Regions from separate parts of the Mus musculus genome. Here region 2 is linked to region 1. Evidence: chromatin contacts called from ENCODE Hi-C or POLR2A ChIA-PET data. All regions are on one chromosome and are shown on one strand. Each heading gives the region's core, a stretch centred on a gene start or an enhancer-like site at or near the end of the contact. The rest is flanking DNA. Distances are from core to core; before and after follow the strand shown. Region 1 has its middle 36 kb from the start of Gm39023. Region 2 has its middle 5.8 kb from the start of Gm39023.

Region 1 (4,905 bases), core at 1,991-4,490:
CTGTGAGGAGACTTGGGAGCAGAGCTCAGCTCAAAACAAGTTCACGCTGATACTGAGATGTCTGGTCTGGGAGGGAAAACCACAAAGGCAGAGTTAGAAGTCCTAGCTTTCTGCCTCTCTCTGCCTTGCTAAGGCCTCAAGCATCTTCCTAACAAGTGTTACACTGAATTCTCTCAGCCCTTGCTGATCCAGGGCCACTTCCTGCCACCCTTCCCCTGTCCTGAGGCCTCTGACCATCTCACTTCCCAGAGCTTGGAGTAGCTTCTTCAACCCAGGGTCTCCACTTGCTCTCCAGGGTTCAGGCTCACAGCTGACCAGCCACCTCTCTGTTTGCCCCTCATCTCTGCCCCCCACATTCCTGTCAGAGTGTTCTCAGAGCAAGACAAGGTGTGTAGAGGCACTTCAGTGTGGGGAACATCTGATCCTTGCTCCTCTGTCCCAGGGGAAGAGGAAGATGGAGGGTCAACTTAAACATAATGTGTTGAGGGCAGTCTTGGAGAAATGGAAAACTGGTGGTACAGAAGAGAGGGACAGGAAAGCCATGACTAATGTCCTTGACTAGATACGACGGGACCAGTGGGCACAGCTCTTCCCAGCTGGGATTACCAGGCATTGGGTACAAGTTGAGGCCTTGGACTTACTCCGAGGGTAGAAGGTCTGCCATGACAACCGGAAACATTGAATCAGTGTAGCTTGTGTAGGGAAGGTTAAGTCCAAACCCTACTGTTTCTAGCTTCAGGCAGCAACAGTCTTACTCCAAGATTGCCACACAGAGATGCAATCGATTCACTCCACTAAGGTCGAGGCCAGGTGTACTGGTCTGCACAGGGCCTGGCATCTTCACACTCTTGGTTCTGCAGAAATATCCAATGGATCTCTGACTTGGAATTCTGAGCAGTGAATCTGCTTTGGCACTGTACTTGGCTAGTCCCACTAGAGGGAGTTATCACTCTTGGGCCTGGCTTGAATGTCTACATAGCTCTGATCCTGAGACCCTGCCTGGAAGGTTTAAATGACCTTGGCAACTCCACTAGACACAGCGGTAGAGCATTCTGGTGGACAGCGTGGGCCTCCTGCCTCTCCCTGCATGCTGGCTGCAGTCTGCCTGAACACAGGTGCTACCACTATAGAGTCCAAATGGCAACTCCAGAGAATACCGGGTCTTGGTGCTGGGTGGTGGCCAGTGCTTTCCAGATTTGGTGTCTCCAAAGGTCACAGGTCAGGGTCCACTCATAGAAAGATGTGTCCATATGACCTTTATTTTTAAACCACCAAGAGAATTTGGTCACCCAGGAATGGGCCAAGACAACGACCCTCTGAGAGTGATCCCTATAGAGTCCTGGGACATTGGACTGGTTTTCTCCTTCCCTGGCCTTCAGATTTGTACCCTGTTGCTGTCCATTCATGGAGGCAAGGACAGTCTAGGAGAAAGGGCTCCAGCTCCTCAGTTCCAAGGCCAAGTCCATGACCTCTAGCTCTGTTCTGACTGTCACCAGTCAAGAAGCCTCCCTACCTGCAGGCTTTGTTGTCCTGGGGAATGGCACTTCAATGCCACCCACTCTGAGAGCTTAGCTGTAAGCTCTCTATGGAGGACCCAGCCCTGTTCCTGTGTGGGCCTCACTGACTGGCACCTGTAGTCTGTGAAATGGGTGTCTGGCCCAGGCAGCCCCTAACAGTAAAGGCTCCATCTGCTCTCTATCTGTTCTTCTCTATGGGAGAGGTTGTTGGCTCTTCTGGGGTTTTGGCTGCCTTCCTCTACGTGGAGTCTGCTGGCCCTCAACTACATGTCAGACCTACCATATGCAGGCAAGACTGTGGGTGGAGATGTGGGGGAACTGGCTAATCTGATTGAAGGGGGGGAGTGGCCACTGCCTGGAAAAAAGATCACTCAGCACCCTCTGCCCTGGTGTTAGTGTCTACCAGGGTCCTGGACCAGCTCTAGGTGCTCAGCTCCTTGCTTCACAATGGTTGCTTCATCTCTGTTGGCATCTCTCAACATGCCTACCCTACAGATGTAGAACTGAAGCTCAGCAAGTTGAAGTGACTCAGTTGGACTCACATGGCTGGATACATAGTTGCCATTGGTTATGGTGTCAGATTAGAGGCAGTAAGAAAGAGGGACTTTCCATCTGGAGAGTCCAGAAAGTTGCTAAAGCTGACACCAGATAGGACGTGAGCAGAGGACAGGGAGGAAGGACAGAGTGCCAGTGTCCATGGCAGAGTGGGAAGTGCCCCAGTGTTCTTGCCTACCCTGCAACAAGAGCTTTAACAGAGGGGAAGCTTTGGACACAGAAGGGCAGGGGATGGAAGAGCTCAGAACTGGATCCTTCCTGTAAGCCCTCCCAGTCACAGACACAGAGAAGAAACTTCCAATCCAGGGAGGGTCCTGTTTGGAGAGACCCTGGAGCTCAGAGCTGGATCTGCTGAGACCTGGAGCTAGTTATGAGCAGAAACCAAAAACAGGTTTGCTGATGAGTCATCTCCGGGAGTACCCAGCAAGAGGCAGGGGGGAATGTCCTCTTCCCTGCCCACCAGGCAGGGCCTGGCCCTTCCTGCTCCCACCACAAGCAGCTTGTGCCTCTCTTGCTTGCTTCCAACTCCAAGACCATTGAGCAGAGCAGCCTGCTGGATGACTTCCTGCATGGGCACCCACCCTTGTTGCTGTGTCTAGACAGCAGCTGCTGCCCATGTTGGTGGAGGGTCCAGGAGCGACACAGCAGGGGGCTGGGGACTGGCTAGAGCTATGTCTGAAATCTTGTTCAAAACCACAGGCAGGGTGAACTGGTTGGAAAATATTCCTTCCTGGAGACATTGTAGCCCTGCCTCCTTGAATCAGCCAGCCACTTCCTTCCTGTGTGTATCTTATACATGCTAAGGGGGTGGGCTCAGCCCTGGTGTTTTTTTGTTTCAAGGTTTTTGTCTGTGGTAGTCCTTTGGTGTGTTGTAGGGCACAAGAATGGGGCTGCTGCTAAAGGGACTTTGTCACAGGGTTGTGGGAACAGCTTGGGCTAGTGTGTAAGGTGAAAGCTTTTGACTGTGAGAGTGAGGAAGAGCCCTGGCGTCACGTCTGGATCCTCGTATGAGGCAGTTTCATCACAGACAGGTCACAGGAGCTGGCTCTGATTATTTTACAGGTAACTAACTGCTTAAGAAGGCCAAACTGCTTAGGGCGTCAAAGGCAGAGAGGCTAGACTGACTTCCTGCCTCCCACGCCTGAGCCCTTCCGGCAGTCAGTTCATAGGCCCTTCAACACTGGCTCAGATCCTGCTCTTACTAAAAATCCTGCCAGCTTATTTCCTGAGAAGCCAGGGCGCTTTCGGTTTATTAACATTTTCTTTCTCTTGGAGTGAACAGGGCTGCTCAGCAGCGGACGCACCAGAAGTAATACAAGTTACCTGGAAAACCTATACACATATGTGCATATATAAACACACACACACACACACACACACACACACACACACACTACGTGTTATGGTCTACAAGATGATACAAGTTTCAAGAAAAATCTGTATTCAGCCTACAGGTGATGACTTTCCGTTGGCATGTGTGCACGTTTGTCTGTCCCTGTAGATGTCTGTACATACACATGCCAGTGGCCTGACAGGACTTTTTGACTAAGCCATAGTGTGAAATTGGTGTGTATTCAATAGAAACCATACACTGAATAGTGAGTTTGGACTTTTTCTCAGGCTAGTGGTATATACTACAATCCCTTTTCATGATGCTGGGCCCCGGCTTTGAGCTGACACATCTAAGAACTAGAGACCAGTAGAGGAAACAGTCAGTCATCGCTGTGCAGTGCGTGCGGCTACGCTGGAGGTAGACAATCAGCAGAATTTTTTGGCGGGGGGTATTTTTCAAGATAGGGTTTTTCTGTAGAGCCCTGGCTGTCCTGGAACTCACTTTGTAGACCAGGGTGGCCTCAAACTCCGAAATCCACCTGCCTCTGCCTCCCGACTGCTGGGATTAAAGGCATATGCCACCGTGCCCGGCGACAATCAACACATTAATTGTACTTCACACATTTTTCATGTATGGTGATTTTTGAGTGAGTGCGCACACGTGTGTGTGTGTGTGTGTGTGTGTGTGTGTGTGTGTGTGTGTGTACACTTGATATCATTAGCATGAGCCAACACCCATCCCACAGAATTACAGATTGTCTGACTGAAACACTCTCCTTTTTACTGACATTCATCCACTGAACCAGCACTCGGTTCTGATTGGGTCTCACACTGAGGTCTGGCAAATAAAACCACAAATTGCACTTGTGGGGTCTCAAAAGCACTGTGCTTGTGGGGTCTCAAGGGCCCCCAGCACTTAGTCCTGTGCACCTATGCTCCACCCAGTCAAACACAAGCACTCTGGAAGGGAGGAGCCTCTCGCCTCAGGCTGTACCATATGAACTGAGCCTTGGGGGACACCCTCTTGCCCTTAGACTGGATTTTCTTTCTCTCTCTCTCTTTCTTTCTTTCTCTCTCTCTCTCTCTCCTTCCTTCCTTCTTTCCTTCTTTCCTTCTTTCCTTCTTTCTTTCTTTTTTCTTTCTTTCTTTCTTTCTTTCTTTCTTTCTTTCTTTCTTTCTTTCTTTCTTCCTTCCTTCCTTCCTTCCTTCCTTCCTTCCTTTCTTTCTTTCAGATTTATTTAATTATTTATTATATGTAAGTACACTGTAGCTGTCTTCAGACATACCAGAAGAGGGCATCAGATCTCATTACAGATGGTTGTGAGCCACCATGTGGTTGCTGGGATTTGAACTCAGGACCTCTGGGAAGAGCAGTCAGTGCTCTTAACTGCTGAGCCATCTCTCCAGTCCTAGATTGGAGTTTCTTAATGGATGAAGCATTTCTGAAGTCCCAGGTATAGCTAGAGATTGCACCTCCGAGACTTTGAGATGGCTTATTGCA
Region 2 (4,842 bases), core at 981-3,480, 42 kb before region 1:
CAAGGAGATCTCTGAGTTCAAGGTGAGCCTGGGACAAAGCAAGTGCCAGATCCAGGCGTGGTAGTACACACCTTTACTCTGGGCCACACCTTCTACAGGAGACCTACATAAGGACTTTGGAAGACTCACTCTTCTTTGCTTGCGTTTACTTGACAGCACATCTGGTGGAATATACTTCTACAGAAGACCAGCTGAAACAACTAGCTTCATGGGCTTGAGCAACTTCCCAACTGATTATTGTTGGGTTAGTTGGACTATAGACTATAAATTATCACAATAAATTCCCTTAATATAGAGAAACATTCCATAAGTCCTGTGACTCTAGAGAACCCTGACTAATACAGTGGATAACCCTCAATTTTTTTAAAATATTTATTTATTTTATTTATGAGTACACTGTCGCTGTCTTCAGACACACCAGAAGAGGGCATCAGATCCCATTACAGATGGTTGTAAGCCATTATGTGGTTCCTGGGAATTGAACTCCGGACCTTTGGAAAAGCAAGCAGCCAGTGCTTTTAATGGATGAGCCATCTTTCCAGCACCCCCCCCCCCCCAATTATTTATCATCTATCCAGTTTCAGTTATTTTGTTATAGTGGCAAAAATAGAGTAAGTAGCCCTCAGGGTGACTCAGGGACAGTAAGTATTATTCCAAGGGAGGAGGCACAAAGATACAGGAGCCCAATAGAGGGCTCAGGGGAAGGGAAGGGGAAGCAGAGGGAAAGGACCAAGGTCTGTGGGTTTCAGAAGCAAAGGGGAGATCTATCAGGGGACACTGGACACAGAGAGGGTCAGGGACTTCAGGAAAGCGGGCACCTCGATGGCTTGGTTCACACTGAAGCATGCTGGTGGGAGCGGGCCTGGGGGTCCTGCCCACATAGGTATTAAAGGTGAAACTGGAAAGAAGGTCATGGCTCCCAGGCAGTGGCTTGTGAAGGCAGATCTGGGTCTGCACTATAGAAGCTGCCTGGCATTCTGGGTCTGGTGGGCCAGGGTGGCAGTCTCCTGGTCTGCTTCATCTCAGAGCTTCTGCCACCTTTGAACGTTAAGGAATGGAGGCAGGGAGACTAATCTGAGACACAGCCTGATTGTGAGCCCGCTTTAGAAGGGGTCTGAGCCTGTATTCCTGCATACCTAAGACCCTATACTCTGGAGGGGAACATTTAGACAGGACATTCAAGGTTAGCTGGTGTGTACAGGCAAAAGAGTTACTGGGAACCATTGTAGCAGTTCTTGGTGGGAGAAGCCCTTGGGTTGCAGGGCTCAGGAGGAAAAGAAGACAGGCCTCGGGGATGGAGATGGAATTCAGGAGCCAGGGGGTCCCATACATGGCTGCATCAGCATCCTTTGGGCAGCTTGCTGAACACACATTCTGATTTTACAAACCCAGGAAGGAGCTACAGTGTTTCCTGGGTGCTGGGTGCTGCTTCTGACACTTAATGTTATAAACTAACTCTATGCCTTTTCCCTTTCTTTCAGGAAGAAAGAAAGGAGCGTGGGCAAGGCCAGTTGAGCCTGTTGGGTGTAGTTTGGGGTGGGGTGACCTTGACATGCCTCCTCCTAAAAAAAAAAAAAAAAACCAACAACAAAACAAAAAACAACCTCAGAACTGTTTTTGTTTGTTTGTTTGTTTGTTTTTGTTTGTCTGTTTTGTTTTAAGTACCCAGAGTGCCTATGGGCCTCTGACAAGGCTCTTTGTCCTGGACACCCCTTTGGCCTTGTTACAGTCTAATGGGCCTTCCTGGAAGTGGAGCTGGGTCCTTAGTCCTGTCCAGATGTCCCTGTCCTGGAGAGTGCCGGGCCAGGAGAGGGCAGGGTGAGGTGATTGCTAGGAAAGGAAGTACACCGGGTCACAGTCAGCCTCTTCAAGCCGATTTAGGAATGTCAGGAGGGGAGGGGAGGCAGGTACAGTGGAGGGGTTTCTGTTAGAGACTTTGGACCTCACGTGGAGGGCAGAGTGACCCAGGGGTTCCTCCCGGTCCCCACACGTGCGGTAGACGGCCCCTGTGGTCTTGCTGTATGGTTGTGGCAGGTAGTGTACCGAGCCCGAAAGCAGTTAGGGACAGGTGTTCAAGCCTACAGAGGCGTGCTGTGCCCTTCTTAGCCCGAGAGCGTAGGAGATGGGTACCGGATCTCAGAAGCAGAGGAACCCAACCCTTCTCCCTACAACAACCAAAGGGACTCAGCGGCTTTAAAACGGGCGGGGCCCCGTGACGTCATCTCTTGAGGGAGGAGCGAGCTGTTTCCCGGAGCCACTTCCCACCAGCTCTTCGGTGGTGGGTGGTTCCTGGGCCTGCTGCTAGTTTAGGGCAAAGTCTTGATTTTCTAGCTCCAAGAGCTACTAACAAATCACTTAACATCGTCAGGCACTCTTCTCTCATTTATGAAATAAATGCATTTGTTTATAACTCTAGAGGAGCTAACGTATGTGCAGTACAAGGCTGACCTTTGTGCACCTTTGACACCGTTTTAATTTTTAAAATTAAAATATTCTCCGTGTATGGGTGTTTTGCCCGCAAGCGTGTCTGTTGCCAACTAAGGGTACTTGATCTTTCCGAACCGGAGTGACAGACGGTTTTGAGCCATCTTTTCTGGGATACGACTAATGTTCTCTGGAAGCAATCAGTGCCCTTAATTGGCATCTCTCCAGTCCTATCACCATTTTTTTATGGACCGTATCTAGTGGCCAGCATCTCCTGGCAATCCTGAATGCCGACGGATGAGGGTTGCAGATGGAGTAGAAGGACGCAGAGCACATGAGCAGGTGTGGAGTCTGTCGACTTCTAAAGTGACGAGGTCTCATCCCCTCCATTTCTCCCATCTTTCTGGGGTGGACCTCAGCCTGAGGAGCTAGGGCAAACTAGCCTTCTGAGGAAAGCATCACCTTGGTGCTGTTCTCTTGGCTGACCTCAAGTTTTCCTCCATCTGCGTAGTACCAGTGGGCCCGGGAGCCCATAATTAGACTAATGAGGTGTCTGTTGCACACACGTCTGTGCCTAGGCTCCACTCTGATGGCTACCCAGTAATTTGCCTGATCTCTCGGATAAGTCCTTTGCCTGGACAGGTTCCCACCACAAAGTGCCCCATCTCAGGGTGGAGCCTGTAATTGCTGCTGCTTTGCACGCTCTCTATTTTCCCACCTGCCTATGGCCCTGAGAGTCCTCAGGGGCCCGCCATCACATCAGGGGAACCCACTAAGCCAAGGGACGGGGCTGTGCAGGAGATGTAATAGACCATATGAACTGTCTGCTGTTTGAAGGCATGGTGGAAGAGGCAGCCAAACCTAGCCAGCTGTTGACCTTTTGGTACTGTGAAAGGAGTGGTGGGTATCTGGGAGATGCTCTGTCTGTGGGTCTGTCCCTCAGTGTTCATCCATGCTCATTTACAGTACCTTGTTCCAGGGCTTTGGGGCCTTTGTCGCTTCTAGATCTCTCTAAACACCTTGGTTTTTGAGCCGCAGCACCACAACCACAGCCTGCGAAGAGTGTGTGTTGGTGTTAGAACAGGACCATTGGCCCTGGAGAGTCTAAGTAGGAGGCTAAGGCTGCCTGTGGCTTACAAATAAGAGGCGGTGGGCAGGCAGGTACCATTTCCAGTTTTCCTATCCAGGCAGCCCCAGGCATTCCTGGGCTGGAAGAGCTGGCAGCCCTGGCAGCTGGGTGCCATCCATATGGTTCCCTTTGATCTACTCCAAGGACTGGTGATGTCACCAGGTGGCTTTTCATTGAAGATGGCACCAACAGCTCATCCTTGCCTGGGTAGTCAACCCTGGCTATGGAGGTCCTCACCCTGTTTTTCTTTAGAGAGTGCCACTAGTCACCTCAGGCGATCAGGAACAGATGCAACTATAAGAAGCCCCAGCTAGGCTGTGTGTGTGTGTGTCCACCCCCTTCGGAACTGAACTCACCTGAAAACAAGGGCTCCTCTGCTCCAAAGGATTTAGTGGGCGTGGAGTCTGCCTTTCAACATTGCCAAACCACCGCATAATCCCCTCAGATTCCCACAGCCATCAGGCCCACGCAGGGGCCCGGTGATACCTTGACACCCACTGCTCCAGGCCCAGGCCTGTTTCTTTCATTCCTAGAGGAGGTCCGGGGGCGCTGGAACCTGTGCTGCCTTCCAGCGCTGGGTGTGCCCTGAGTCAGAGCTGGCTCACACTGGGTGGGTAGAAGCACCAGAATGCTGTCCTTGGAGGGGCACAGGAGCACTAGCCACTGGGAGGCAGGTTCTGTAACTCAGGGGCTTTGTGTCCACAGGGACCACGAGGAGGGGCTGAGAGCCTGTCACACTGGGCTTCACATCTCCCTGCCTTATGCTCTCACAGGCCCTTCGACTCTATGCAGTCAAGCCTCTGTAGTCTCCTTTGAACTGAGACTATGTCCTTCATTCAGGGGATCTACAGTGAGCTGCCTAAGGTGGGGGTGAATCAGATCTCCAGGATAGCATCCTTGATGCTGGGGGAATCACAGAAGCAGACATCAAGAGGTTCAGGACCAAGAGGGAACCCAGAACCCTTAATTTTAGAGCCTGCCAGACATGGGTCCTACTCTCTCCTTCCAACCCCTCCTCCTCCTCTCTGCTTGAGCCTTCATGAGGCTCAGCCTTTGGGCTTTGCTACTTCCAAGGACTTCAGGAATCCAGGGAGTGCAGGCATCCAGGCTGGGGGTGGGGGATGGGAAAAAGGCCCACCTTCACTTTCAGGCCTGCATTTTACCTGGGGATGGCTGAGAAGTGCATGCACATGTGTGTTCACGTGTGTATGTAAGACAGGAGACATTGCCTTCTACCTTGTTTGAAGCAGGATCTCTGTTGTTCGCTCTCCATACAGCATACCAGGCTA

What was found. A loop is a pair of places that touch in the nucleus more often than their neighbours do. ChIA-PET counts read pairs that join two places held with the same protein, here RNA polymerase II (POLR2A).
Region 2: a map of T-helper 2 cell shows a loop between it and region 1 (2.5-fold over the local background). The contact joins two enhancer-like sites. A Hi-C loop is called at or near these places in 2 of 37 maps with a recorded cell type or tissue (T-helper 2 cell and heart). POLR2A ChIA-PET finds 5 or more read pairs at or near these places in 1 of 5 experiments (embryonic stem cell).

What each region holds. Positions count from the first base shown.
Region 1 is chr7:63,814,491-63,819,395 of GRCm38, reverse strand. No RefSeq gene overlaps it. Among named protein-coding and RNA genes, the nearest start is that of Gm39023, 36 kb to the left of the region's middle. Within about 2 kb of position 3,240, at least 1 of the 3 ENCODE cell types and tissues checked has a DNase peak (open chromatin) inside an H3K27ac peak, as active enhancers do; it is heart, where a contact is called at or near this core.
Region 2 is chr7:63,856,044-63,860,885 of GRCm38, reverse strand. No RefSeq gene overlaps it. Among named protein-coding and RNA genes, the nearest start is that of Gm39023, 5.8 kb to the right of the region's middle. Within about 2 kb of position 2,230, at least 1 of the 3 ENCODE cell types and tissues checked has a DNase peak (open chromatin) inside an H3K27ac peak, as active enhancers do; it is heart, where a contact is called at or near this core.